2 separate regions of the Homo sapiens genome follow, and region 2 is linked to region 1. The links are chromatin loops, found by intact Hi-C in ENCODE. Cell type or tissue: B cell. All regions are shown on one strand. Each heading gives the region's core, and the rest is flanking DNA. Links, peaks and the distances in the headings are about the cores only.

Region 1 (15,899 bases), core at 4,939-12,938:
TGGGTTTTGATCTGGCCCTAATTCTATAGACAGTGTGAGCCTCGGGGATCTGGCTTCACCATTTCCACATTGTGAGTGGTGATCGTTTCTGTCAAAAATAATCATCTGTCTTTCATTGTAGTGCAGATGATACCCAAATGTTACCCTCATCCATCAAACTGTCAGGTTAATTGTTTATAAAACATCCGGAGCTGGTTGTCACAGAACATCAGCAAACTCAGACCAAATAAAACAGAATGCTCTGGTTGGATACAACCCCTGTGTGAAGCAGAGCCCTGATGACATTTATGGGAAACAAAGATTCACAAACACCTTCCTTAATCCAACGACCATCAGAAACCTAGGGGTGATGTTACCGTCCTGAGACACTGAGCAAAACTGCCCTCGAATAGCTTAGTTTTTCTCTTCCTAGAATGTTTTTCGATCATTTGAAAACTACTTCCAGTCCTAAAAGACTGAAGACAGGTAAAGTTTATGGTATGTGAATTATATATCAATGTTGGCTTTAAATTCAGCTTTTAATTTGGCTTTGTTGGCTTTAAATTTCTGCCATGGTCCAGCATGAAGATGGACAATGCAGTTTCCCTGCCTGCCTTTGCTGCAATCATGACTCTCAGACAAATATAAAAAGAATACTCATATATTTTATTTAACTTACTAATTAATAAGGTAAACAGTAAGATGTTAGGACTCATTTTTTAAAAAAATTTTGAGAATCTGGGTATCTATTTAAAAAAAATAACTGGTCCATGTCTTACCAGGCAAGAAACTTTTCAGGGATGATTCTTCCATGAGACAGAAATTTTTTGCAGCTTCTTTTGGAAAAAATCCACAAGTTAATCTTGTCTGCATAGTTTTAAAATAGGCAACCCATGGAAAATTAAACCTAGTACTTCACTGAAGAACACTCAGGACTCTCTTTTGGCTGTTTTGAAGTTTCTAGTAACTTCCTGAGAGGCCACTGCTGCCAGAACTAGGAACCAACTCAGGGAGGCTTGTGGGAACTAAGTCTTTACCACCTAGTGCTAAAAAATAAACGGAACGGTTTTTCGAAAAATACACAAAATTATCCTCAAAGCAGACGTGCAAAGGCCACTATCTCCCTCCTTCCCACAGCCCTCGGACACTCTGTGATCCAATTTCTTTACCTTAAATGTAACCCACTGTTGTTTAATGGGAAGAAGAAAGAGGAAAACAAACCTGCTAAGAAAGTGGACCAGACAAATCCAACTCAAGAATCCCCGCCCTACAAGTGTGCAGAATGAAAATACTCAAAGAGGTCTTCAACTATTTGGATGCCATGACTTCTTGAAACAGACAAATGCAATTTTGAGAGTAGTTTGAATGATTTTAGAACCTAGCAGGAATATTTGTCATAAGATAAAAAAGGCATCAACTCATTTCCCCTCCTGCCACCTCCATTCCCTGCTCTCCACCAGAGCTCCTCAAAGCTCAGGAAAGGAAGGCAAACAACAAAAAGAAACAACAACAACAAAATCAAGTTTCTAAAATTCTATTATTTATGGAAGGTAAAACTAATGACACAGCATAGTTGGGGTTTCTTACAGAATCAGTGTGCATTGCATAAGACTATTTTAAATTATGTCCTGACATGGTGGCTCATACCTGTAATCCCAGCACTTTGGGAGGCCGAGGTGGCTGGATCACTTGAGGTCAGCAGTTCGAGAACAGCCCGGCCAACATAGTGAAACCCCATCTCTACTAAAAATACAAAAGTTAGCTGGTTGTGATGGCGCATGCCTGTAATCCCAGGTACTCAGGAGGCTGAGGCAGGAGAATCACTTGAACCCGGGAGGTGGAGGTTGCAGTGAGCTGAGATCGTACCACTGCACTCCAGCCTGGGTTACAAAGTGAGACTCTGTCTCAAAAAAATAAAAAAGACTTTTAAATTATAATGAAATTTTATAGCTGTTGAATTTCTATTTTATAAATATATCTACTCTAAAGTAAAATTGTTTCTCTATAACACCTACAGGTCATATGTATGATTGTTAGGTTTATTTGCTGCTTAGTCCTTGATCAGAAATGCAACTCCCAAATATAATATAGTAGGCCCCCTTACCCATAGTTTCAGTTACCTGAGGTCAATTGTGGTCCAAAAATATTAAACGGAAAATTCCAGAAATAAATAATTCATGAATTTTAAATGGCATGCTGCTGTGAGTAGCTTGATGAAATCTCCAGCCTTCCTGCTCCGTCCCACCAAGGATGTGAATCATCCCTTTGTTCAGGGGATCCGTGCTGTCTGCCTCCCCACCCATTAGTCACTTTGTAGCCATCTAGATTATCAGATCAACTGTCACTGTACTGCAGTGCTTGTCTTGAGGAACCCTTATTTTACTCAATAATGGCCCCAAAGCACAAGAGTGATTATGGTAGCATACTGTTATAATTGTTGTATTTTATTAGTTTTTCATCTCTGTGCCTAATTTATAAATTAAACTTTATCATAGGTAGGTATGTATAGGAAAAAAACATAGCATATACAGGGTTGGGTACTATCCATGTTTCAAGCATTCACAGGGGGTCTTGGAATGTATCCCCCAGAGATGAGGGGGGACTACTGTATTCCTCATGTAGTATTTTTGTGAGACTATTCTTTTTGTGTTTTAGCATGAGGTTATCAGGAACTTGTCACTCCTGCATGGGCTCAGTTACATGGGGGAAAAATAATCCCAGAATTTCACTGGCCTCAAACAACAAAGCTATATTGCTCATTCATGCTACATGATCACCTCGGGTTGACAGGGACTCTACTTCCCTGGCCCTTACTCAGGGATTCAGGCCAATGCAGTAGCCACTATCACAAGCCTTTCTGGATATAACATCAGAAAGAAAGAAAGAAAGTGTGACTCATAGCACACTCATGCATAAAGTTTTCACCCAGGACTGACACCTGACACTTTCTCTCACGTTTCATTGGCCAAAGCAAGCCATGTGGCCATGCCTAATCTCAAAGAGGCAGGAAATGCAATCCTGAAGAAGAGAGATAAAATTCGTAACTAACACTAGTGACCACCAAAATTTGTTTTGGAAAATAGAGCCTCCTGTTTTTAAACAAGTTTTATTCTTTTAGCTACATTAAATTACCTATTAACCAGCCACATCTTGACGGTGTTAGAATTCTAAGGATGGATTTTAATCTATTAATTTAAACTTCCATTCATCTGAAACATCAACCAAATACAGATTTTTTGTGTGTGCCCTTTGTTTTAGGCAAAATGCCATAAAAATTAATAAGACAAAATCCTACAAACAGATCCCAGGTTGGGTAATTTGGTCTTGTGCCAGAAGGCACAGCTTTCTTTTCTGGAAAGGACCCAGGTTTGGGATTGGCTATAGTTCCTCTTTCCATAAAGTCTGAATCTGTCAACCTCCACAGCATAGAGGATTCATTTGTCACACCTGGCATGCATCTGAGGAATGAATTAACACTGGTGTTTTAAGGAAATTTCATTTTAGCAAATTTTGGTTAGCAGGTGATTTTGTGGTTTCAACTTTATTTCCATATAATTAATTTCCTACAGCCAGCTTAGAGTTGCTGAATCCAGACTTCAAAGCATAAAATCCCCCCGACATGGCATGGTTAGGTGCAGGTGGAACAAAAGTAGCCACTGCCAAGGATCTCAGGAGGTCAGAGGCCAGGTTCAAGGCCTTTGTGGAATGTGTACAGCAAGTGTCAGCTCGACAAGAGTCCAATAAGGAAAGAATGGTTCAGAGTCCACTCTGGCAAAAAACTGAAAATAATCTCCTCTAATCAAAAGGTCTTGAAAGAAGGTTACAGGAGCACTTGCTGTCAAATAATACAAAAAGCAAAAGTAAGCAGGTCGTATAATTCTAAGACGTGGATAGATGTAGAAAGCAAATACTTTCTACATAATAAAACTATTAACCAGATTAGGTTATTTCATTGCAGTTTCTGGATCTTTCAGTAACGTAATTGGCTCCTTCGTGTGTCAATGAGGATCCTGGCAGGAAAGAAACAGCACATTCAGCTGGGATTTTGAAGGACATTTTTAGTGGTGGGATCCTTCACAGAGGTGTGGCCAGGATTAAGGGAACCACGGCGGGTGTTGAGGAACCCAAAAACTACCAGCGGCAAGAAGCCACTACTATCACTAGGCCTAAAGAGGCAGGGGACAGGAAATAATATTATCAGAGCTTGGTAAGAGCAGCCACCATAGAAGAAGAAAGCCCTCCAGACTCTGTGACCATAGAGGAACATGGCTGCTCTTAAGACAGTGCCAGGGCAAGGGGGTGTGACAACAAGTGGCCATGTGACCTTCCTCCACTAGCCAAATCCAACTGCAAACCAAAGTGCAAGGGATCTTGGCAATAGAGTCCAGTGAGGCCAGTCTCTTGGGGCACAGAGCAGAGGAGGACAGAGAATGCATTGGGCTGGCTTACCACTTCACCTAATTAAAAGATGCCATCTGTAACTGTGTAAATGTTTTCTCTTTTCTCCTCTATTTTGTCAGGCTAGTTATGTTCTGTTTACTTTTTCCTAAGTACTCCCCCTCAGAGATTTCAATTCTCTTTACTTTCATTGCTGAATCCAAATAAACTCAATAGTAAGATAAGCTTCTTTCTCTTTGTTCTCTAAGGATATTACAAATTTATTACATATTTAATAACATCCCATATACAGCCAAGAAGGGAGCGATCTTAATTTATTTTTATGGTTTTATTTTATTTTATATTTTAATTTTGTTTTGAGACAAGGTTTCGCTCTATCACCCAGGCTGGAGTACAGTGGTGTGATCGTGGCTCACTGCAGCCTCAAACTCCCAGACTCAAGAGATCCTCCCACCTCAGCCTCCTGAGTAGCTGGGACTACAGGCACAAGCCACCATGCCTGGCTAATTTTTTTTAATTTTTTGTAGAGACAGGGATTCACCATGTTGCTGAAGCTGGTCTGGAACTCCTAGGCTCAAGCGACCCACCCATGTCAGCCTCCCAAAGTGCTGGTATTACAGGCTGGAGCCACTATGCTCAGCTATGGCTTTATTTTTTAGAGCAGTTTTAGGTTTACAGCAAAACTGAGCAGAAAGCACAGACAGTCCACATATACTCCCTGCCCCCACACATGCACAGCCTATCAAAACCCTACACCAGAGTGGTACATTTATTACAACTGATAGACCTGCATCAATTATCACCCAAAGCCCATAATTTTCACTGGGGTTCACTCTTGGTATTGTACAGTTTGTGGGTTTTGAAAAATTTATAATTACTTGTATCCATCATTATAGCATCATACAGAGAAGTTTCACTGCTTTAAACAACCTCTGTGCACACATTCATCCAGATTTTAATTTGTAAACATTATGTTAAAAATCCCAAGAGATTGTATCCTGAACTTTAAAGAATTCTGGTATGTTCCTGGTACAGAAACAAAATAAAGAATAATATAGTAAATTATTGCCTAAAATTATTGGAAAATGGAATGACATAGTTAGGAACATTGCTATAGACAGAATAACTAATCTACCAATTTTCAAAGACTTAAAATATATTTGTAACCAGCATGTCAAACAACACAGTTGGTGATATATCAAAACACAACTTTAAATATATCCTCAGTGGGGATGATTTTCCTCAGTACCTGAAAGAAAGCGCTGGCTTTTCTGGTCATTTTAAGTCACAAAAGGCAAGCTCAATTCACAAGCAGAAATTGGCTAGCCCCAAATATTAATATCTAAACTGAAGTTAGAGCAAAATCTTCTTTCCTTCCTCATCTGGGAGCTGCTTTAAGCAGACCACTTGTAGAAGGGCCCAGGGGTGTGGTTGCCACCTACTCACTTCCTCTTTGTTTCTTCTTTGCTGACCAGAGCCTCAGCCCCTCTGAGAGTGGTATGAGGGATGAAGGAAGGGAAAGAGGGCCAAGGGAAGTCTTCTTTGCTTATGGCTTTGCTCTTTTTGGGCCTGATACATGTTACAATCCATCATTTCTCTCATGGGTGCCTCTAAGAGCTCATCAGAGGCTCCTCTGCTGGGCTTCCTTGACATGAGTGACATGTTCTGTCCCCCTCGCTGCTGTTTCCCACTCTGTACTGGTTATTGAGTTGTCCACTCTACACAGACTCTTACCGTTAAAGCTTCCTCATTCCCCAGGGTGTCCTTTTGGATAGGAATTTGTATTCGTTAGCTATGGCTGGATAACAAATTACCATACTATTAATACTTAAGGCTTAAAACAATCAGCCAGGCCCAGTGGCTCATCCCTGTAATCCCAACACTTTGGAAGGCCAAGGCAGGAGGATCTCTTGAGGCTGGGAGTTTGAGACCAGCCTGGGCAACAGATCAGGGTCTCATTTCTAGTACTATATTTTAAAAAAATTAAAATTAGCTGGGTATGGTGGTACATGCCTATAGTCCCAGCTACTCAGTAGGCTGAGGTGGGAGGATCACTTGAGCCTGGGAGATCAAGGCTATAGTGAGCCATGATTGTGCCACTGCACTCCAGTTTGAGTGACAGGGCAAGACCATGTCTCAATAAACAAATAAATTAATTAATTAAATAAAACAATCCACACTTATTATCTCACAGTTTCTATAGGCCAAGAATCTAGGCCTGGCTTAGATACGTCCTCCGCTTCAGGGTCTCTTACAAAGCTGGGGCCACAGTCATCACAAGGCTGAACTGAAAAGGAGCTGCTTCCCAGTTCACTCACATAGTTGATATCAGGATTCAGCTCCTCACAGACTTCTGGACAGAGGGCCTTAGCTCCTCCTGGCTTTTGGCTGGAGGTCACCCTCAGTTCTTTGCCAGGTAGTCCTCTCCAACATGGCAGCTTGCTTCACCAAAGCATGCAAGCTGAGAAGGGAATAGAGTGCCCAGCAAGACAGAAATCACAGTCTTTTGTAACCTAACCATGAAAGAGACATCCCATCACTTTTATCATATTCTCTTGATTAGAAAGAAGCCACTAGGTCCAGCGTACACTCCAAGGGAGGAGATTGCACAAGGGCATGAATAACAGAAGACAGGAATCATGGTAGGCCATTTTTGAAAGCTGCCTATCACAGACTTAAAACAGTTTGGACTCATCTCTCTCTACATCTGGTCCACAGGAAACATTTGTGTTTACCGCCTACTGACAAATGCTGAGACAAAGTGACCACCTCCTTCTAGCTGCCACTGGCCTCCTTAGCTTTCCCAGGCACCAGTCCCTGACCCCTCCAACTGCAGTTCCCTGCAAGGGAGTATACAGAAAACTTGCCAAATGACCTCGTGAAATTCCCTCTCCTGCAACCTGACATTAGAAGACAGCCCCTCCACACCCCTCTTTTCCTGTAGGGAAGAGAGGTGGAAACTCACAGACAGCCATAATTCTCTCCCCAGAAAATCAGCTGATAATGTCCCCGCGTGTCTCCTCTTTCTTTACACTTTTATATTCTCAAAGTAAATTAAGCACTCAAGAGTTTCAAAGTTATGAAACTGTTCTTTGAGCATTCCTTTTGTAAAGTCTGCATATGACAATCTGTTTCACACCCACTTTGGTGTCTAATGTCTATCATATTGTTGCCTCACTTGAAATTGAGAGATGAAAAGACCCATTTTAGCATTTTCTACACGTTTAAAATAATCTTTTGATTACCCAGAAGGCTGTCACTAATTTATAGTATTTATCATTTTGATCATCCATTTTCATTTTCCTGGGAAAAACTGCATAGGAACCCAGTTTATGAAGAAATCAGTTTCACAATAAAATCATAGCTGTGAATGAATCACATAAAATCTATTAAAGTACACTAACATATCTTTCTGTTAATGCATTGATATAATTTTTAAGCTTTGTTTTGAAATGAGAACATCACCTTTTCTTTTTCTGATTTTCTCATTAGGCAGATTCTATAACAAAATCTCCTTGTCGAGAAAGAAAGGGATAGTGTGGAGTGACATACATATACCAGAGACAGGGGATTTTTGTCCAAGCTCATTTATACTAATGTCTGTAGTACACCCTTTGAAAGCACCTACTAAACCCATTTTATTTTCTAACTATTTTGGTTAGTTTCCAAGAATACTATTTCCTCTAACTTAAAATGCTCCATTATCAGTAGACTTGGATGTTTAATTTTGAAGTTCTAAGAGCCAGATTCTTGTTGTGTGTAACTGAGGAAGACATTCCTAGGAGAACATTATCCTGGTCCACAGAGTGACCGTATTTCATTTATTATTTCCAAGTCCTTTATCATCAATGTCATTAGGTTTGGCCAGAGACAAGGAGGTTAGAATTCCCCACCACCACCACGAGTATGAAACAAACTTAAAACGATGAAATATGCATTCTCTGGTTGTGAAGTAATGAGTTCCTGAGATGGAATAACCCAAGAAGTAGGTGTAGAGCAGACATCATCTAATCCAAAACTTGCAACCTGCTAATAGAGAACTAGAACAAAATACCAAAATGAGAGATCTGAATGAGAGGTCAAAAAATCAACATAAAAATTCCAAGAGACATAATCCCTAAAGCCTCAGTAAGACAAAGAAAGCAGCAGACAGGAGAGATCATTTCTCCAGGCAAGGGCATCCCAGACGCTACTCAAAGTAAGAGGCACCTGAAACTGTGAAGAAGGATCCACAGAAGTTCATTCCTCTCTGAAGGCTTCTCTGATGGCCCAGAAAGACATAGGTGTCCTCCTGTTGAGGATCTCCACAGAACTTATACTGAATTCCCCTATACCACTTTTCACAGTCAGAGGGAAGGCTTGTTCATGGGTCTTCCAATTTCTACTTTAAACAGCATAGCTTGAGGCCAAGGATGCCATGTTTCCATCTGTATATCTGCTACTTAATGCGTAGTGAATGTTCAACAACCACTTCTTAATGCGTATAAACGTTCAACAAGCATTTTTTGAATAAATAAGTGAATAAACAAATTGAAAATGAGGTAGTGGATAGTCCAAACAGCAAAGATCAAAGAGAAACTAGGTGAGAGGAGAGAAGTTTTAGTCAGTGCCCTCAGGGAGCAAAAGCCCATGGGTCTTTGGTTTCTACCCAACCACGGCCGCCAGCCTGGCATCTATTGCTCAAGTGTTTCTGCTCTAGCAACCTCAAAACTTAACTTCCTCCCCTGCTCTCAAGATCTAGACTTCTGCACATTCACCCTCCTTTTGCACGTGTTCAGTTGCCTGGCTCTTAATCTCATCTCCTCTATTTCCTCTCACCTCTTCTTTCTCAGATCAACACTCAAATACTCTTTATTCCCGAAACCTGATGTCTGAATCCCCCCCAACTCCCACATTTAGAACACTGCAACAGACTTCTTTCTTTCCCTACCAATACTCCTGTTATTCAGGAGCTCTTCTGTCCCTAGAACAAATAATCACCTACAGATGACAGGGCAAATTATCTTAGATGAGAAAGTCTGTCTTGAATATATTAGAGAAAGTGTTTCCACCAAAAGCAACTATAGGATGTGAATTACATAGTTGAATTTTTAAACTTCCCATTGGTCTTAAGAATTTGGGGGGTCTGCGAAGAAGAGTAAGGAGGAGGGGAGGGTTAGGAGAAGGGAATGAAGAGGAAGAAAAAGATGAAGGAGAAAGAAGAGATGGTAGAGGAGAAAGAAAAGGAGAAGAAACACTGCCTTGTTATGATAGGCAGCATAACTCTCTTCCCCAGAAACAACTCACAGAAAAGAGCCTAATTGCTCGATTCATTGGCTACTTCTCAGTCTGTAACTTACTTGTTACCCACCCCTTCCTGCAAGTCTCTTTCCTCGGCCTCCATGACATCTCTGGTTCTGACTGATTCTCAGTCATCTTTATGGTCCCCTCTTTCTAGCCACAGCCCTTATGTTTATTGTTCCTCAAGGTCCTCTTCTATGTGCTTTGCTATTCTCCCATCAACCCTTGGTTTCAGCCACTAGTGGGATGATGCTGATGATTTCAGAGGCCATGTCTTCAGCTCAGATCTCTTCTTTGTGATTTATGTATCCAGCAGCCTTTTGGATATTTCAACCTTCATGTGCCACAAGCACTTGGAATAAAACACACCAAACTCATCATTTACACCACTCCCAACTCTGTTTTTCTTGTGTAATTTATAATTGAGATTGGTACCACCAACAATCTTATTTCTCAAGTCAGAATCTGGCCTCATACCTCCCCCCATACACACATACTTACTTAACAAATTCCTGTTAATTTCACTGCCTACATTTGTCTTGAATCCTTCCAATTATTGCCTCCATTCCTTCTCCTAAGCTCCTGCAACATGGGTGCACCTACTCCTGAACCCTCCAGTTCTCCATGTGGCATTCTCCATGTGGCAGCTGTGATCTTTCTAAAAGCCAAACCTGATTGCATCCATGTCTTAATTAAAGGATTGTAATGTCTTTCCATTGTGCACTGTATAATGTCAGGTTTCTCTAATGCCATCTCAAAGGATTTTATCATCTGATCCTTGCTTATCTGTAGCCCTTTATGTTTCCTGTGCTCCAACGGCTGCTTTTAGTTGCCCAAATTTACCATGTTTTTCTCATATGCCAGCCTATCCCACGCTTTCCCTGAGCCCAGCACAGACAGGCACTGAAAAAAACTGTTGGATGAACAAATGTGTGAATATGAAAGAATCTATAATTGCTGGTGACTGATTTAAAACAAACGAACAAGCCAAAGAAACTAACCAAAAACCTCTGTAGCTCAATTTTTGCTTTTACCCAGGAATATATAAATTAATATCATACAAGCAAAGATAAACAGTGTCTTTTCTGCAGCAAGAGACTTTATCTTAATTCTTTTAGCATAATTTGATTTTGCCTTTTGAAAAAATTAAACTGCATTTATTATAGAGAGGCTTTTATGGTTCCCTAAATATATGCCTGCTGGTCTCTCTGCAAATTGTGTCTTCCAAATGTCTGTTCTTCCTAGAACTATTTGCCTATTAGAAGCCAGTTATTATTTTTCCAGGAGTGGCAGCGTAAAGCTCGAGTATTTGTTTGTAGTCGGGCAATCCTAGAGATTTTGGATTTGTTTATGTTTCCCCAGATTCTTGTTCCATCATAATGTAGCATTCTGATTTTGACCAAACCTCAGGGCTTTTGCCTGTGGTCCAATAAGTGGGTGTGCACACATATTGTTCAAATAAGTAAAATATGTTGGTGGTGTCCAATCCGTCTCTTGGCTACTTCTTAAACTGCTAAGTGCCTGCAGAAGCTCATGACTATTTTATCACAGGAGCTAGTTTTCTCTGTTCAAAGTGAAGTTACCTAACTTTGATATAACAACTGCCAAGAATAAAACTTCTTTTTTTCTTATGTTTAATTATACAATTCATTGGCAAAATAATCATATAGCAGTATCAGGGCACTGCAAATGAAACTGGCTTCAGAGGATTTCAGCAGAACAAGAATTTTTAAAAAGGATACCGGGCAGCTTAAGAATTGTCGGGAAGGCTGGACAACCACGTAAACTCATGCTATTTCCCTAGGGGTCCAATATCCCTTTTGATTTATAATTTTTCTGTGGAGGAGTTTCAGAGGTTTTTCATTGGCCCTTCCTACCATAGTGGCTCTTACCATAGGTCAGGGAGCTGATGTAGAAATTCTGCCAGATGTTGACTACTCCTAATCCAGTTATACCCTAAAGAACTAGACTCTCCCCTTCTCCCCTCCCCTGTGCCTACTATGGGGTGCACTTGACTAAAAATTCCACTTATTACACAACCAAAGAAATCCTTACTCCTTGACTAAGGGAAGTACAGCAGCATTCCAAGTCCCCAGGAATCATCCGTTAGTTCAAGGCCAGTACCATGGGGATCCTGATATCCCTTTTGAGACCAAGAAGCCATTTCAAAGATAGCATCTTTCACCTGTATCACCAGCCTCCAGAGAGCAATTATCAAGGAGAGGAAGAGTTAGAGAACCAGGAGAAAACTCTAGGAAACCAGTGTTTTTTCACTGTCTTTAGCCCCAACCAGGCTACATTAACTATCTCTGATTCCCCCGCTGCAGTGTTTTTTAAAGGTTCTAGGATGGCCCTCAAAGCTTTGGCAAAGGGAGTGCCTTGCAGGCCAGCTTGAGGGCCATAGTTGGGGAATAGCAAAACAGGTTGCCATGATAAATTCTCTACAACATTCCTATCTCTCTAGGTCTTTGGGCTCCTTTATCTACATTAAATTTTAAAATATCTGTCATCTCAAATACAATTAGTGTGAGTCATCAAAACAACTGGGCAGGTAGAAAACCAAATTTACTCATGAAGCACTGCTTCCTGTCGACTCTCCGAGTCTCAATATCTGTTCCATTGGTGTTTTCTGTTTCATGCAAATGACTCTCACTGATTAAAGAAGATTGAGAAGCTATTAAAGGAGATTGAGTGGCTCACAGCATTTACAAGGTAGCTGGAGAAGCAAATTGAGAGGCCACACAACCTCAGAGGACTCAGATCAACTCAGGCCAAAAACTGATGCTGCCTCCACTACCCACCCTAGGCACTTGCCCAGTGCTCCCGCTTCAGCGATGGCCACCCTAAGAACTCTGTCTGTGACAGCTAGTGCCACCCCTAGAGAGGATTCCCTGAAGAACCTGCTTGACTGAGGCACCAGTTTCTAATTTATAGTCCAGGATGGTGTAAACATATCTATGTCTCAGCTTCAAAGGAGGCTGGGGAAGCAAGTATCTGCCACGGTTAGCTTCAGCAGTGGGAAAGCATCTCAATGTGCCATAAGATATCACAGATAGGAAATTCCCGAAACAAAGGAATGCATTTCTGATGCTGAGCAGGCAAAATAATGACATATGCCTATTGCAGAGTGTTTCCAGACTAAAGCTTCATCAAAACATTTTGAGATGTCATGCCTACAACATTTGTGATTTGGTCACCCTAATTTCCTTTTCACTAGCTTGCTGATGAAATAGAAATTGAGGCAGCAGCAATACCATAATCCATCGAACTTAGCATGCCATCAATTGCAAGTCATGCCATTATTTTCTGCATCACTAAAGAAATGCTGCCAAGTGTCCTATGATTTGTTAAAGGAAGAAGAAAACTCTCATGCAAACTTAAAGTAAGCACATCAAAGATTTTATTCAACTTGCTAATTATTAAGAGAACAAGCATAATATTAAACGAGTCCAAATGGGATTTGAGAAGTTGGGTGTATATATAGGTGATTTACTAGATTGTTGGGTTAAATTTGAAGAAAACAAAGCAAAAATCTGATTAATATCAGACAAAGCTATAGCCATATCATTGGGCTTATCCATTTCATGGGATAGAAATGATTTGCATTTCTACTGGACTAAATCTACAATCTAAACTCTACCTCTATAAAATTATAAAATAGCCAAATAGAAAATCAAACCTAGCACTGCACTAAAAATAAATCTCTCTTGTCTATTTCCAAGTTTGGGATAATATTTTGATAGCCTCGATGTTTTCATATTGCTTAAAGCTCTTTTGGGCTTATTTAGAATAGACTTTTAGCATATATCATGCTAAAACATACACTAAATAGAGAATTCTACATATCTACATTCAAAGTCTTATAATTTATTTTTCAACTCAGAATCATTAAAGTTTATAATTTTTCTGTGTATTTCTGTTCCTCATGCTATCAAGAGCATTGGTGATGCATTTCTTCTGAGGATTCCTCTCTTTTCTCTGGAATTTTCTTCCAAGAAGCTGACACCCATTCTGCAACTTTTGATGCTGGAACATCCTTGATTTTTTTCAGGTGTCAACAGAAGATTACAAGGCAAGGCCAACACTCACATTCCTTTCTCAAATGGTCTTAAATGTTTGGGGTTTTTTCGCACCTGTGGAGAGCTTATCCTTTAAATGGCTAAGTTTATGAATGTGCAGGCAATGACAACCACACCATTACTGCTTTCTGGCTGGCAGAGACCATAAGACACCATCAACTGTGAAGAGACATTCCAGTTTGAGAGCTGAGCTGCTATGGTGTAAAACGTGTGTTAGAATTGATGAACTATAGATAGTTGTAGATAGATAGATCTAAATATGTAGATAGGTTATGGTTTGACTTCGTATTACGTGAGTGGATTTTTCTTACCTGTGCAGGTATCAAAATATAGTGCCAGATGAGGCAGAGATTGCTAAATATTCCCAAGATACGTTTTCCCCTTCTTCGTTTTAATAAGGGAGCACTCTTCCCACTGGATTTTAGCAGGACAGTTGCTACCCAGCTAAATGTACATTTCACAGCATCCCTTGCATGAAGGGGTGGCCTTATAACTAAATTTTGGCAAACAGATAGAAGCAGAAGAGATATGTGCAACTTTCACATCTCATTTTTCAAAGAAAGCTTTCACTCCCCACTTCTTTTTTTGCCATTTCCTGTGTGTGTGAGCTGGAATAGAGACTTGGTGCTCCACAGAGGTGGTGAGGGGAGGATGCAATAGAAGAAATTATGTGACTGGATTAACCCATGGGGAAAAGCTTCCACTTGCCTTATTGCACAGGAGAGGAATATATTGTTTGAGTCAGCAGCCCAGCCCATACCCTACATTAATACATGAGGTCCTAGAGGGATGGTGGCTTTTCTAGAATAGTTTGACTTATCTTCTTGACTCAAAGGAAGGGACTCGGTAATTTTAGACTGAGGCAGAGCTGAGGATTTCTGGTGATTAGAAGTCCATACAACTTCACAGACCAAGTCAGCTCAAACTTGAAGTCAATTCAACTTAACCTGAATAATTCTTAAGCCCACCAGCTGTTAGTGCTGGAGAAAGGTTTTGTTTTGTTTTGTTTTGTTGTTTTGTTTTGTTTTACATTTGTCCTCAATTTTACCATTCCAATGGGCACATGCCATGTGATAGGAGCCCCAGGAAGGGCTTATACTTACTAGTCCTCAATTTTCAGTTCTCATGGTCAAAGCAGGCAAGAACTCAAGTCAGGCTATGGAAAGGAGAAGCAGTCAGCGAGAAACGAGAGTTGAGAAGGACTCCTCTGATAATGAAAACAGATCATTATAGAGCTGCAATTCATCCTCTAACTCACCCGGCACACAGCTGCCGTCCAGGGTGGCTGAAGGAAACATGGACAGTCAGCCCACCATGAATTGAGCTAAGATGCCCAATGGCTCACAAATAGGATCTGCAGGAGAACCTCAAGTCACCAGTGGGAGACCTTATTCACCACAGGGGACCCAGATGGGTCATGTGGAAATAGGACACACACACACACAACTCCTATTCAAGACAAGTTTTCTACTGAAATATAGAAATCAATTGGCCATGTATCTGGCCAAATAATTTCTCTTTTAGCTGTATGTCCTAGAGGAAATCTCGCATGTGTGTTCAGGGTCATGTAGATAAATATGTTCACTGTACCTTTGCTTATAACAGTAACAATGATAATTACAAATAATCTAATTGTCCATCAAAAGGGAACACTTAAACAAAATTTGGAATATTAATACAATAGATTACTACATAGAAGTTAAAATGAATGAGGTTTTTTAATTAACAAAGATCTCAAAAGCATGGCAACGAGTAAAAATAAATTTGCAGAACAAAACACATAGCATATAACTTATATAAATAAATGATATGTACGGTTTGCTGGTTAATTAATGCATAGTTAAAAAAATAAAGGATACATAGCAACTTCATGACAGTAATTACCTTCAGGAAGAGGTATATGACGCGGTTTGGGATGAACAAAGAGATTTCAACTTTCTCTATAATGTTATATTCCTTTTATTTTGAACATTGGGAGAAAATGGGAAAATATGCTACATTTGGTCATTCTGAGTAGTAGTGGGTAATTGGTACAACAGTGCCTGCTATGTTACTTTCTGCATTGTTTAGTTCTTTCAAAGCTTTTTAGAAAAGAAAGTTAAGTAAAGGAGGTAAGATTGGGGAGTATGTGTGAAGAAGGAGAATTTCAGCTTTTGCTCTGAT
Region 2 (15,899 bases), core at 4,720-12,719, 69 kb before region 1:
TTACAGTGAAAAAACAAACAAATCAAGATGTAGCAACAAAGAAGAATTAAAGCATTTAGAATATTTATATTCTTCTCTTAAAGAACTCCAAAGAAAATCCAATTCATAATCCATAGCTCTGCTAGAATTTTCCTGGGGGGTATGGGGAAGAAGAGGAAGAGGGGCTATGAAGACTTATGCATTAATCTTTTTTATCTATTGTATTGCATAATAAATTTGTCTATAATCACAAAGAAGGTCTTTGCCTTAAGTCCTTATTCCCTCTCACAGTTATTGTAAGAGCCTCTGATTCCAATAGTGCCCACTCTTAAGTCACCACCCTGACTAAAGGTCCTTATGAGGTCTCCATAGCTAGGAGACAAAGTCCAAACAAAGTCTTGAAAATGGCACTCAAGTCCCTTCGCCTTCTGGCCTCAATCTACACATCCCACGTTACTTATGCCACCAGCCACACACATTTAGCTTCCCCCTCATTTACCATTGCAGAACTCCCCAAATACCCGTCTTTTCAGCCTTTCTGTCTTTGCATGAACTCCTTTTTTACTAACCCGTTAAAACCTCTGTCACCTTCTCTGTGAAGCCTGTGTTAGAATCAGTTGTTCTCTCCTCTTGGGCTGCACTGCACTTTGCAGAGGTCCCACTATTCAGTGGGTCCCCCACAGTGATACAATCAAGTCCATCCTCCTGGTGAGAGGGCACATTCCTCCAACCTGACTCCCAGCCCAGCACAGAAGCTATTGCTGAATGAAGGATGAAAGAATGAATAAACAGATAAAAAGCAGAGACTAAAATTAATGCTTACCAAAAACTAATTTTTTTTATTAGTCCACAAGAAATGGCTTATCAGTAGTCTTTACCAGGTACAAGAAATGCCATAAATTCTGAAAAAGAGTTTTGAGAAAAGAACAAAGTACTATATATTTTGCCAGTGTATTAAAATGATAGAGACTAATAGGACTGAAACATTTTTAAGAAATATATACTTACAAATATGTCTATGGATCTGGATTATTTTTCCATATTTACAAGTTTTAGTTATTTACCTTATAAAAGAAAATAGCCCTATAGAAAGTTATTATCATTTGCTTCAATAAGATACAGCCATTATAGGCTTTTAAAATGTTGTTTGCTTAAAGGACGAGAATGTGATTTGGCTCCTGCAAGCACTTAAGAGTTCTGAACAAGCCTAAACAAACATTTTTAATCAGTGTTAGTGCTTTAAGAAATTTTTAATCTGCCACTTAAGAGACACTAATGTACAAATTGGCAAAAAAGAAAATAAAAACCTGTCACCTTTCCCACACATTATCTAAATGTGCTAAAGCAAATGCATTTCAGATACCCTGCCCTGCTGTGCATGAACACATAATAGGATAGGACGTCATCAGTGACTGAGCGTATCTCCTAATTGGTGTCATCAGCTATTTCTAGGACAGCCAAATAGTGTCAGAGATAAAGAAATATAAATTATCTGTGAAAACAAAGAGGTACGACATGTAAAAATTGGATGTAGTACCTCCTGATCCAAAACAAAAAAATGGATCTTAGGCTACCCAAATATTTTTAAATGATATAAAATGTTATTTTAGGTCAATAGCTTTCTATAGTCAGAATGTGGACATACGGGGATGAATTATGCCTGGCACCCCCAGTTATCTCATCCAATGCTGCAGCTGTCACAAACCACAGGACACTTGATCCATAGGCCAGTAAAGAATCAAGTTCTAACCACAGACACTCAAGAGCGCACAACAAGGCATCTAAAAGAATTTCCACTTGTGCCATTCTGGGCATCTTGATGTCCTTAGCATACTGTAACCTGATTATCCAGACAAGATTGAGAATGAAAGCAAGTAATCCTGGACTGACTCTCCTGTATCACATATGTAGCCCTCTATTTGGTGAGTATAGTTACTAAAGCCAAGGACAAATTCTGTGTAAACATGCTGCTTGTACGTTAAAACAAAATGTTTATCAGTTGTGTGTATATATGATATGTGCATAGTGTATATGTATAGAGTGTGTGTGTGCACGTGCATGTGTGTATTACAGTGTGAGAATGTCTGAAAGGCTAAGACAGGCAGATGACCAAAGAGACAGAGAGAAAGGCAAAATTACCTGCTTGGAAAGAAGTTGAGGGCTACAAATATTACAAAGCATAAAGTGATTTTTGAAAAGAAGGAAAGAACACCCTAAACGAGAAAAAAAAAAAAAACATGGGAAAGCACCAACGTGAAGAAAGACAGGAGAAACTGCAAGTGAAAGCAAGAGTGACTTCATAGAAAAGAAAATGAGGTAATACCAAGCAGGGCATCTTTATGGTATGTGTCCCTGGAAAATATTTTCTGCCAAGTCCCTGTCTGTATAAGGAATTTGATTTAATGTTTTACAAAATTCGTAGGCCTATCTGAGTCATGATTTATCAATGAAGATTTAGAATAATGGGTAAAGAACAGGTATTTTTGTATTTGCTTATTGTTCAATCAGTGCAAGGGAAGATTTTTTCATAGTGTCTAGGCACCATCACTTTCTGTGCAGATGCCAGAATCCTCTTTGTGTTTTTTATTGTTAGATGTGCTAATTCCACATGTCTCACTGGGAGAAAAGGGTTGCAATGCTGTTATTACAACACTGGCTCTTCAGCATTTGTTTGTATTGAAATAACAGCTTTTCTAGCCTCTGGATTTCCTTAATATCATTTATTTAATGCTGGTTATATCATCAATCATGATGTTGTGTCATCCCTGCTGCCACCCATGAATCCTGGCTTCCACTGATGCTCTCAAGGGAGGGCGGTTACTGTGTTTTGGAGATGATGACCACAAAGTCAAGTCTTGCCCAGAATATGCAGGAAAATGTGAATGTTAATTCATTTTCTGAGAATGTTAAATTCACTGTTTGAAATTTTATAGCATAAATATAGAAGAGCATATTTTCTGACCATATCTTCTCTTGAACTCCCTACGGTAATTCCTGCATTCCTAGAATGTGATTTCTTTTAATGTTGACAGCACCTTTGCCTTCCACACACTTTCACCATGGGGAGGTGGGGGAAACCCATGGGTAGAAAAAGAAGAGTGGTCCTATTTGTACAAGAAATGTCCACGTCTCCCCAACATGGCTTAAGCACAGAGGGTTCATGTCAACACATTGACACAGGCAACACATCGATTGGAGGGCCTCAAGCAGGAGGGTCTGCTAACATTGCAGAACAAGTGTCAAATGTTCTTTGGGGACAGACAATGCTCTGGAGGAATGCTCAGCGATGGGGTTTGACTTTCCTGGTGCTAGTGATGGGAGGGGTACAGGGGAGAGGGTAAGTGACACCACCTTTACTACCTTGGGGTGCTGTAGAATGGAAGCCACTATTTATTCAGACATGGAGAGGTGAGACCTGACACATGGACCCCACATATGGCTCTAGTCAAGGGCCAGCAGTGGGCCATGAGAACCTCAGAGCCCTGAACGTATGGGTTTTACGTAAGTGAGAGTCATCAAAATCAACATGTCTGCACTTGCCTGGTGACTCAACAAGAAAAACTGGGCTATTCTGGGGAGCAGTGGCTCATCTGGTCACCCACCCGGAATCAGGGCCAGGTCAAGGATCCCAAAATAAACCCACAGATATGAGTCCTGGAGCTCCTTGGGGCATCAGATCAGCCCCACATGAGGGCTGGGAAGTAGAGATCAAAGAGCAATCCAAAGGGCAGAAATGGGGACTAGGATACTTACTGGTCCCAGCTCAGGGTACCCTGCCCAGATGGCACTGCTACTCCAGCTGTTCCCAGAGAAACTTTGAGAATGTTGAAGGAGGCACTCCAAAGCATGGGAGGCCCTGAGATGCAGGGCCTAGGACAGACACCCCGGGTCCAAGGCCTGTACTGACACGAAGGATGACCAGCCACATCTATTACCAATGGGAAGAGTTATGGAGGAATCCGAGGTACAGGGCAGTTAAGCAAACTGTCCAATATGCAGTTACTAGATGGTAGAATCTGATCTGAACCCAAACAGTCTGACTCTAGGGCCTGTGCTCTGTGCTATAAATCTATCTAAAAAGATGATAGACTTTATAGTCAGACAGTTCAGGATTTGAATCACTACCCTGACAACTACCATTCTGTGACCTTGGGGTAAAGCAGAAATAACAGTACCTACTCCATTGGATTGTTTTGCAGGGATCAACTAACTTCTTCTGTAAAGGGCCAGATGGCAAATTCTTCAGGCTCTGTAGTCCATACAGTCTCTGCCACTACAGCTCAATTCTGTAGCATAAAAGTAGCCATAGACAATGCATAATTGAATGAGTGTTGCTGTGTTCCAATAAAACTCTGTACAAAAATAGAAGGTGGGCCGAGTTTGGCCCACAGGCCTTAGTTTGCCAACTATTTGTTTTGAGAACTAATTCAGATCATGCCAATAAAGGTTTTATAATAGTTACCTGCACTTGGTAAACATTCAATACATATTAATGCTCTTATTATACCAACAAAATGTCTATACTTTAAATTTGTTGGTTTAAGGTTCTGCTGTGCCTGCCATTTTTTAGTCTAATTATTTTATAGCTATATTGTACATACTTGAAGGAAAATGAGTGAATAAATGTTTCATTACTCAAATTCTTCCTTATTACTGTTATTTTCAGAACTTCTTAGCATTATTTTCCACTGAAAACCGTCATTGTTTTTGAAATATGTGAGTCAAAGGAGCTAATGTCTTAGTGTAACTTTATGTTTTTAAAATAAAATGTTTCCATTCCTTCATATTCCTATTTCAGTAATATAAAATAATGGGATTTTATATGCTATAAATCAATTTTTTTCAAATCTAAACATTTATATAATGCATAATCAGCTTCATCATCACTTATTAGTGATTCCCAGAGTCATTTATAGATAATATTGTTTACTGGGAATCTACACAGCACCTTTCTTTTGTGAGCAGCATTTCTCGTCTTTGGAAGATGATTTTTCCTCCATTTTATTCCTGTGGTTTAAAACAGCTACTATCAGTGTCAGCTGGTCCTGGGGCTGAGCACTGGGCCCAAGCTGTGAGCAGTGAGGGTTGGTTGCTTCTGCTGGTCTTGTTTTCAGCTGTCAGGAGGATGTCTGTCAGACAAAATGAAATCAACAAGTACAGAAAAGCAGAGGCCAGGGATGGGGAGACAAAGGCTTAGGATCATTGACTCCTCATCCAGATTATTCCTAAGGTCCAGCCACAACCCTATGCTCCCATGGTTTGGTTATGAGAGACAACAATTCCTTTTCTGCCTAAGTCAAGTTTCCTTTTCTGACTATGGCATCACCCTTGAGTGATGTGAATCACCTCCAGTTGGGTTATCCCAAGGGAAACTTCCTCATCTGCTTCTCACCAGATGTGTGGGTTTGGCATCATAGAAAGTAACTTCTGGAGAACAAAGCTCACTGGAGGGCAGAACTCAGCTCAGTGTCTTCCACTTCTTTCATCCAGAAGACCAGATGGAACCAACTGGTTCAAGAAGAAGATGACTTTAAATGACCAGGCATGGTTTTTGCAATTATCTTTTATAACTAATATAATTGGGAACATTGTATTCAATTAGAAAAAAAAAAGGAAAACTGTAAGTTGTTATAACTGGGCTAAGAGATATCACGGATCATCTCGTAGCATGTGGTCTATACTCAGGGTTTTGTAGTAAAACATAATTTTAGGGAAACCTAGTAAAGAAGAAGTCACAGAACTCTGATTTTTTTTTTAATTGGTATTTCTCCCATGGTTTTCAGGGATTCAACACATGGTCATTTGGTAAGCAGATAAATATGACTACACATTTGGGACAATAGTCCTAGTTCTCCCTGTATCCCCTGAGCAGATTGCTGATTTTTAGAGATTAACTTACTAGGTTTTCTTAAAGGTGAGAAGAATCCAAATATATTTTATCTGCTGTTAGGCAGCAGTTGTGAGGGAATTATCAAGACCTCTTGGGGCCAGAGACGTGGGGGTTCAATCTCTGCCTAGACTATTTAAGTAGGCTACTCAAAATGTTCTGAGCCTCAGTTTCCTTTTCTGTACATTGAGATGGTGAGATTATCTGCTTCACAAGGATGAACGAGATAATATATGCAAAAGGAAGGATATAGAATATTCTTAACCACTTGGCTTTAAACAATCTTCTACAGTGGACAACTACCTTGATTTTCTAACCATCCAAGGGCAACAATCATTCACATATTAGTATGAGTTCACCAACTTGTATGCTCCTTCTGGGATTAGCCCTGAGGAAATAAATGGACACTCTGACGAGGTGGGTGTTGGGATTATTTTTGGAGGTGGGGTACAGAAAAAGGGAGGAAGAATTTGATGGCATTCCAAAGGAAGATAAAATTGGACATTTAGAGAGTAGGAAAGAGGCATCTATCAACAGCAAGAATGAGGGGGTTGTAGAGGAAAGAGCCCTGAATGAATATAGGAGAAAAAGTTGGAGTTCAAAGAACAGCTTCATAGTTTTCTAAGAATGAACTCTGGGGACTCTGCTCCTGGCACTCCAAAAAGCCATTACGCTGTCTCTGTTTCCCTCACGACCCAAAGGCAGGCAAGAATTCCTGTCATACCCTCCAATCATCAGTGTATCTATGGCAGGAGAAAGAAAACAGAGATTAGAGGGTCTTACCTGGCTGAGATCCATCTCACCACAGCCACACCTGACCCAGAGAATTAGTAGGCCATGCTCAGGGCCAGCTGCGGTCTGCCAAGCTGCAGAACAGATGCTGTGGGCACAGGGTTTCCTGCAAAGCACCATTGTACCTCTCTGCCAGGAAGTGCCTTTGAAAGGCAAAGAAACAGACCAGACACCTAAGTTCATAACTAACAAGCGTCTAATCCTCGCAGTGGCTTGCTTGTACAGCTGGAGCGGGTGCGTGTGACATCTCCCCCACCCACATGCTTGCCAACCGTAATACTCAAGGAGAACTGTTTCATGAAGGACGCAGAAGGGAGCCAAACACCGCCAGAGACTTTTTACAGAAACAATTTGAGCATGCCCTTCCTCTCGGGAGTGCTTGGTCCAAATACATTTATCTTGCTAATATTCCTCTGTCAGACTAAATTTCAGACAACAGAACTCTACTTTCCAGAATCTTCCACATTGTAACTGCCTATTAATTACCTCTGCTTTGTCAGCTGGCCTCACACACAGGGCCTAAATGTTTAGTCTGCAGTTTGTATAATCATTCTTCTGCTTCATAATTACTCTCCAGAATTACTTAGCTCTGAGGGCACCACCACAAAGTCTGTGCTTTTCATTTTCTCATAATGGCTCATTATCAGGTCTGCATCCGTAACGCCTTGCTCAGGGTTTGAAATGAATCTTTATATAGTACTGGTCCTTTGGGCAAGCTCCCAATTTTACAATTGCTTCTCAGGCCCTTCGGCCAGGAGCCAGGAGAGTGGGTTCTGGGGGTAATAAAGGATCAGAGATGCTCTGTTTCTACTGTATACATGGAAGGAGCTTCCACACATCCTGAGGCAAGAGGATGTCACCACTCCATTTTCCAAACAGACCCTGACCAAGCTGGAGTAATGATGAGCTTGGAGGAGTCTGCACCATGGCCCTGCACACTCACCTACCAGGCCTCATCTTGTGCTGGATTTCAGGAAGGATGGGCCTGCCCACTGGGAATGGACTCCTGGCTTCAAGGGAAAAGCAGAGAGGGAAGCCTAAGATGACTCAGTGGGAAAGGGAGATGCAGAGATTTTCACTGTGTCAGAGCAGGTCTTTCATGGTGCATGCAGAAGCTCCTGTCCCACCAATTAAGACCCTCTGGAGTCCAATGCACTAGCTATTTCCAGCACAGTCTCCAATTATTCACCATCCCAAAACCTCACATCAGCCAGCCTGGCTTACTCATCTCACTCTCATGGATCTTTCACCACCTCTGTGATTCCACTCATGCCTTCTGCCTGCCTAGAATGCTCCTTTCAATACTCAAATCTACCTCCTCCAGGGAGACTGTTTCCAGGAAGACTCAGAGAGGCAAATAATTTCTTGCCTCTCTGAAACAACTTCATACATTCCATGTATAAATTAACCACGCTCAGCTTTCTCCCTCCCTTCTACTGTTAAAGAGCCGTTCATATTTTTATGATTACTTGACTTTGCTTTGTTGATGTATTTTCCTCACAAATATAAGTTCCTTGAAGGCAAGGTTTGTCTTATTTTTCTCATCTCTCCCGGCATCAACAATACTCAAATAAAGTCTCTAATTTAGTTCATTTGCTGCATTGTACCCTCAATTTACATGTTCATTGCCCCTCTAGCAAAAACCAGAGTAAGAAACAGTGGATCTGTGATTCAGTCACTTTAGCAACATTTAGATGTTTAGTTCGTTTATTAATGTGTACTATAATTTTAAGAGTCACATTTGTTTTCTTACTCCTGTATTCTAACCACATGCCTACTACCAGAAGTATAAGAAAACCTTTTTTTTTTTTTCTGGCTAGATCAAGAGCCAACTTGCTCTTCACCCTGTGAAAAGGGGAATTAGTCATGGGTGCTGAAAAAAGGAGAACATATTCAAAGTAAATATCAGTGCATGAGATTGCTTTTCACTCAGAATCTGAACACCCACAGTAGCCTGAATTTGTAAATATTTGCTGTCACTTATGTTAAAAAATATTGACTTCCTAAGCTATATTGCTACCAAAATATTTCTTTCTCGCATGCCTACCCAGACTTTTGGCCTATAGCTGGCAACATACCCTCTGCCTTAGGTTAACCTCATAGCAAGGGTAAAGCTTTAAGTGTACTTATGTGGTGAGAGAGAGAGCGAGAAACTTGAAAAAATAAAAATGGCAACATACCTAATGATAAAAGCACTATTTCCAAGTGTCTGAAGCCTATTATATGAGTTAAAAGTGAAACATCAGCCTAACTAATGCAAAAGCTTTATAGGGTCTGAGCAAGGATGACTAATCTCCAAAGCTGACAGTTTCACAGCTTACACAGGCTTCGTTCTGCTCAAGTGTGGGGAACACCCACCATCCCCACCATAGTCCAGGACATTATGGCATTGTACACTCATTCTCAGAACTTCACAGGGAAGATTATGGCAAAACTGGAATTCTCACTGAGGACACATCACTCTGAGCCCAATTGCCCACTGTCCCGCCTTCCATCCCCCGACCCCTGTCTTCTGGCTCCTTGAGCCTGCACGATCAATGTTTATTTTCACGTTGAATCAACCTGGGTTCAGAACTTTGAGCTCCACAAAGAAATCCACTAACAAAACCATAAGAAACAGTATCTTCACAGCAGATGCTACGGAAGAGTGGGGAAGAGTGAGGTAGTTTACACTGCCTATCTTATGACCACTATTTATCCCATCAAGTGCTTCTGGTCTCCCTGAAGGCACCTCCTAGGCCACTTGACCACTGTGAGTTATTCTCAGAGCCTAGCCTCTATGTATTACCCACTTCCAAAGCTGCTTCCACATTTTCAGGTATTTCTTACTAGCAATAGCCCATCTCCTCAGTATCAATTATCTGTCTTAGTTCATGTTCTGTTGCTATAACAAAATACCACAGACTGAGTAATTTATAAAGAAAAGACATTGATTTCTCACCATTACATGGTGAGAGGGCAAGAGCATGCCAGCTCAGATCTCTCTTCCTCTTCCTATTAAGCTACCAGTCCCATCATGGGGACTCCAACCCTGATGACCTTATCTAATCCTAATTACTTCCAAAAGGCCCCATCTCCAATCAACATACAAATTTGGAGATTAAGTTTCCAACACATGAAATCTGGGGACATATCAAAACCATAGCATCTCCCCAGCTCCCCCTTACTGTGACCTAACCAAAACTTTTTATTTTCTGAAAAGCTAATTCTTCTTCCTTGTTCCAGTTGAATAAAAGAGCCAAGACTTTCTAAGTAACAGGAGAAGCCCTTCTTGTTGGATTGGAGGCAGAGGCTCCTGAGATGACTAAAAGGATTCAGTCTTGCTCCCTGCCTCTCTACCTGGTCCTTCTATTTCTACCTCCCAGCCCAGCTTGAATCTTTGCAATAGCAGTTGGATATGGCCATGTAATTTGGAGGGCTCAGTGTAAAGGGGAAATGTGGGGTGGGTCCCCTTGTCAAAAATTATGAACAATTTCAAGACAGCAGCCACAGCACATTAAACCAAACATGGGGCCCTCTTGAGCAAGGGGACCCTGTGGGACTAGATAGGTCACACGCTCATGAAGCTAGCCCCAATAGGAAGAGTCACAGGAATTGCAGCCATTTACATGAAATGTGTGCCATTTGTGACTAATTACTGTGCAGCAGTCACACTTGTACATTTCATAATTATGTAAGTGAAAATATGTAATCATTACACAAACACTGCTTTGTAATAATACAATGCAAGCTATTGTTTTTACTAACTGTGGGGTTCATCTTGTTGAATGGCATATTGACTACAAAACCAAACCCTGTTCATATGCAGACAGCCTTCAGGGTACCTGTGGCAGTATACCTGTTCACAAATTTTAATTTGAAGAGGCTACGAATGATGTGACTCGAAAAGGAATTGCCTTAATAAACCACACCAACCATGACCACCAGTAATGAATTCAGGAACTGAAAATAAATCTGCCATTTAATTCAGAGCAAATTAGCTAACTGAAATGATACTATGGGTCATATTAAAAGAGGTGGTTCTTCAAATTTTGGATTTTATAGACCAATAAAATCTCTAAGAAATTTAGAAAATGAACACGAAGTTGACACATTTTAATTTTGCCACGTAAAGACATCAAAAGCCATCAATTCATTTAAAAACGAACAATTATGTCAGAAAAATAACATTTTGAAATATAGTTCTGTAAGTTAAATGAATTTAGTATTATGAACAACTCACACGGTCGGTGTTTAGGTGAAAGCTTTTCCTCCATCAGCATACTGGGTAGACTGAGATTTATAAACTATAGGTCTAGGGGGCAGTGGCTACAGGAATGTTTATATAGAGGGCTGAAGTATTATTTTGCTTTAACTTGGATGATTCCTTAAGACCCATGGCCAATTCTCTGCTTTGGAGATGCAACTCATTTGGATATTGTCATCCAGATATCAGCTTCCCCTTTTCTTTGCTCCTCAGCTGCAATCCTGAGAGATTTGGTTAAACCTGGCCCAAACCCCAAATCTATCTCTTTGAACCCTGAGAAGGCCATCTCGTATTCTCTGAATAGCTGTGCCTTGGTTCCCTCTTTGTTTCCACGTTCCTATATTCACAAGGAATGGATAATTTGAGTCCATTCATTGTTTCCTTTTTTAAAAAAATCCATTCAGTTCAAGCACTTCAGGATTTAGTCAATGTCATTGAGATTTGCTGGGTGTGTGGTCTTCAGCCATCATCTTCAATCCACCTCCACTCTCCCTTTCCTCATCCTTATCTCTTAGAACAATAGCTAAATGCTCTTCCTCTTATGGTACAGCTTTGCCCCGAAGCAGATCCCTTGAGTATTTAGCATCTACGTACCTTCCAAATTAACAGGATTTTCTCCCTGAAGGAATTCTGGTGGGTTTAATGATTTCCCCATTCATCACTTATCATTAAGCAATTCCACATACAGAAACTTTCCCTGATTCCTTTAGCTTTCAAAGGTCTCCTGCTCCTCTGAATTTATGCAATGCTAAGGGTTTGCACCTACATCACAGAATCCTTTTTCCTGTTTATTTTGCTAGTGTTTCATGTCTATTTGTCATGATCCTCGATTAGGTTGTAATGTGTATGAGGATCAGGACAGTAATTCTTACACCTCTAGTCATGCATTCATTGAGCAAGCCTTTGGATGTCCACTATGTACCAGGCACACTTAATACAGATGGCAGCATGTCTCCTTGAGAAGCTTATAGCTTAGGAAGGAGCAGAAGCATATATATAAACAGATGAATTATAACACACTGTAGGAAATGCCATAAGAGTTGTGAACAAAATGCATAGGCACCTAGAAGAGGAAAACTACCAATAGAGCTGAAAAGAGCCTCTGAAAGATGCATAGGAGATCATAGGAGAGGGGTGTTACGCACGAGCACAGAGATATGAGAGAGCAAATCGTGTAAAGGATAAATTAAAAAGTTCAGTGTGGCCAGGGCTTGGAGCTTCTTGAGCAGATGGAAAATAATTAAAGAGGTTGTCAGGCAGGCTATAAAAAAGACTTCTGAATTTCTCCTAGCTCCTAGTCTGTTGCTGTGCCTAATAAATAATAGCTTGTACCTAAGAAATAGTATATCATGGTAGAGCACTGTACCATCTTCAGAGAACTTTTACACTTACGATTTTTGGTCTTAACTCTATAAATAAATGATATCTCCTTCAAATTTACGGATAATGAAATTGAGGTTCAGACAATTTTAGTGATGTGCTTCAAGTCACCCAGCTAAGTAACATCAGGTGAGACTCTAATCTAATCCAATTACCTCTTCTAATTCTAAATCCAAAACTCTTCACCACCCAGATCATGAGTGAGCAGGTCCATGACTGTCATCATTACACAGCCTTATAGAGTGAGATGCTGTATAACTTAATGAAAAGAGAATGAGCTTTAGAGACACAATTTCCAAGTTTAAGTCACTTACAACCTGTGTGACCTTTGGAAAGTGACAGAATCTGAGCCTCTGTTCTGTCACTATCAACATTACATGTCAAAGCTTCTTTATAGAACCATTGATGAGATCAAAGCATACAATCCCTCCATAAATTCACAATATGAATACTACAAACCTATTTTAAGTGACTATTCCACAGAGGAAATTTTAATTACATATTACCTTTCAAAAAAATAAATATAATTATTTTAAGTCTACCAAATATTTTAATTTTGGCCTAAGCAGTCTGGTGTACCCTTAAAGCCACTCATTCTTTCTTATTTTTCCTGGAATGTCATTTACAGGCTCAGCTTTATTTCTAGAATGAATTATAAACCCATCTACATATGAATCATTTGCTGTCCTCATTTCACACCACAAGTTCTATTTTGGGGGGTGGAGTGGGAGAATGGACAGCCATTACAAGCTCCTGTAAGAATTTGCTGTTTGCTCAGATAAAATGGCTCCTTCCTCCATGGCTTCCCTTTGAAAGAAACTGGTTGAGAAACACTCTTTTCCAGGATCTCTGTGTCATTAAACCACTGCCACTAGGGTGATTAAGGGTGGCAGGGGTGGGGTGACACAGGGAAATACCATGCAAATGTCACTCAGATCTGTCAACACCCACCCCAGCACTTCTGCAGGCCCTCCAAATCAGCCTTTTCTCCGAGTGTTGACTTCCAGAAAAATCATGCAATCAGCTTAAAATTTAAAATTACCTCAAAGACCAAAACAATGGTGGAGTTAACAGTGAAAATAAAATAGGGACCCCACGATGCACCAAAAATCACGTGATCATGTTACATTCCTCCAAAAACCCCCTCCCCAAACAACTGAGCTCTTCAATTAGTGCCATCTAGCATGGGAAAGGCAAGAAAAAAAAAATCACAGCTTACAGCCGATATTTTCCACTGAGCCAGCCACCCTCCCTTTTTTTCTTCCCTGAAGTTAATAGTGAAAGCTCTGTTTGTTTCACAATGCGTTAATTCTTGCTGCTTGCAAGAAATTATTTTTGGAGGTATCATATTTTAATATAAATTTCCATGAATCTTTCCACATGATTCCCTTGCATTGAGGCACTGCCCTCCCAGCCAAGCTCACCCAACAATGCCCACACTTCATACACCCTTAGGCCTGGGACAGGCCAAACACTGTGTTCACTGCCTGGACCACAGCCCTGGGTGCTGGTGGGGAAGGAGAGAACGTTTGCAACTGATCTCAAGTGTCATGGTGGTTTTCAGCTGGCAAAAGCATCTGAACATAGTTGTTGTATTTTTCATGCTCATGAAGGGATTTTCCAAAAATCCAAGCTATGTTTTGAAATCTGCATCATTATAGGGTATAGACCCTTCCCCTTCGTTCTTTCTCCAGCTCACTGCTTGCCAAATGGTTTGGAGCAGAACTTTTTGAAAACACAGCCAGAGGAAAGACCAGCTCATTTAGCCAAAGAATAAAACAAGAGGCTGATTAAAAGAAAAGTTACACTATATTATTTCACATTTTGATTAGCCTAATTATACCCAATTTTGTTTATTGACTGTTCTCCATTCAAAATACCAGAATTAGAAAGGCTGGCTGCAAATACAAGAGAATTAGTCTTGAGGCAGGAAGGCCCCTAAACATGCTACCTACTGAGCATTAAAGTCATTGACTAGTACCTTTATTTTTTTCCTTATGAATTCCAAGGGCTATCATTATACGAAAAAAAAATTTTTTTTCATTTTCTGTATACCATATTTCTATCTCTTGGATCGGGAACTTAGAATGATCAGTGTTTGAATTCACTCTTGTCATTTTATCAGGTTAGTCTGAGCTTCAGTTTCCTCTCCTATAACATGGGAATAAAACCAAGCTGATAGGTTGGGTTACTATGATGATTAAAATAATTTTGTAAAGCCTATAACACACTGACTAGCACATGGTAAGTGCTCAATATATGAAAGATATCATTACTATTATTACTAATGAGATAGACTGTTCTACTGTGGCTTCGCCAATGAATGACACTTCCTGATATTTACCCCTGGTAAAGTTCTCTCCTGCGTTGAATCTGGGCTTGATCATGTGACTTGATTTGGCCAATGAGACTTTAGCAAGCGAGGCTTAATATAAGCAATTGGAAAAGGGGTTTGTTTTCTTGGTTAAGCTCCCTCTTGGATCCCAGCTGCCATGTTGTGAGGAAGACTAGGCTGTTCTGCTGGAGAGAAGCCATGTGGAGATGCCCTGGAGGATGAGACACCACTCACAGAGGACACCTGGAGGAGAACTCAGGTGCCCCAGCTAAGCTCCCACTGATGCAGTCAACACCACAGAGAGCACAGGAACAGGACATGGAATTGTGAAAATCATTGTGATAACAAACACCTGGGAAGGGAAAAAAAAAAAAAAACACCAACCCCTGCCACCAACACACACACAAACTTAGAAGTTACCTTCTACCCAACTGATGAAGACAGGCAGGCAATACTAAGTAAGAGCATGGACTTTGGAGTCACAACAGCCATGGGTTGACTCAATTACAAACTATATGACTGTGGGCAGATTGTCTCTAAGCCTCTGTTTTATCATCTATTCGTGAAAATAGCAGCTACTTCATAGGGTTATTGTGAGGAGTTTAATCAAGATAATCCATATAAATATTTAGTTCTGTGCTGGATGCATGGCTAGTGCTTAATAAGTATAAGTGATATCATTGTTTTCATTAAGGTAGAAATAGAAGCATAGCAATGTTGTTCAAAATATTAGGATATCTCATTAAAAACAAGTTGGCAGAGGCCACTGCCCAACTTTTCGACCCGAAGGACGTGCTGAGCAGCTGAAGCCAATCATTGATATTCAGGTCATTTCTGCTATGGTAGCTAACTTAAACAACCATGATTGTGTACACTCCCTTCCTTTAAAGAAAATATTGACTTTGAGTTTTCACAGGTGCTTTCGATTTAATCACTGGGTCCTTTATGCAACCACCTGTCCTTGTTTTTCTTTTCCATGGTGAAGAAGTAATGCTAACTCCTGCAAACCTGAGTTTAGCTCCAGAAATCCAACCCAGGAGAGAAAGGACGTGAATTGCCCTTCGATGCACGTATTATTCCATTCTCACACTGCTATAAAGAACTGCCCGAGACTGGGAAATTTTATAAAGGAAAGAAGTTTAATTGACTCACCGTTCAGCATGGCTGGGGAGCCTTCAGGAAACTTACAATCATGGTAGAAAGCGAAGAGAAAGCAAGACACCTTCTTCACAAGGTGGCAAGAAGGAGAAGTGCCTAGCAAAGGAGGAAGAGTCCCTTAC

The links. A loop is a pair of places that touch in the nucleus more often than their neighbours do. Peaks named below come from ENCODE experiments on the same cell type or tissue, not always from the same donor. Only the 100,000 strongest peaks of a DNase experiment are listed, where the experiment ranks them.
Region 2: a loop joins it to region 1, with 2.6 times the contacts of the local background. A loop is called at or near these places in 4 of 110 quality-filtered maps.

The regions. Positions count from the first base shown.
Region 1 is chr2:37,548,820-37,564,718 of GRCh38, reverse strand. It overlaps LINC03063 (long intergenic non-protein coding RNA 3063), which reads right to left and starts at 2,233. Exons shown (of 2, transcript NR_187223.1): 1 at 2,100-2,233. RefSeq lists cis regulatory regions at 2,090-2,448, 2,606-3,202 and an enhancer at 5,881-5,930. In B cell, for the core only: no CTCF peak of the experiment used is centred there; DNase peaks (open chromatin) are centred at 5,888 and 9,058; H3K4me3 peaks cover 692 bases; H3K27ac peaks cover 1,401 bases; H3K27me3 peaks cover 1,126 bases.
Region 2 is chr2:37,617,304-37,633,202 of GRCh38, reverse strand. No RefSeq gene overlaps it. Among named protein-coding and RNA genes, the nearest start is that of CDC42EP3, 46 kb to the left of the region's middle. RefSeq lists enhancers at 3,457-3,506, 3,517-3,606, 3,069-4,268, 7,748-8,017. In B cell, for the core only: no CTCF peak of the experiment used is centred there; DNase peaks (open chromatin) are centred at 6,842, 8,522 and 10,512; H3K27ac peaks cover 2,704 bases.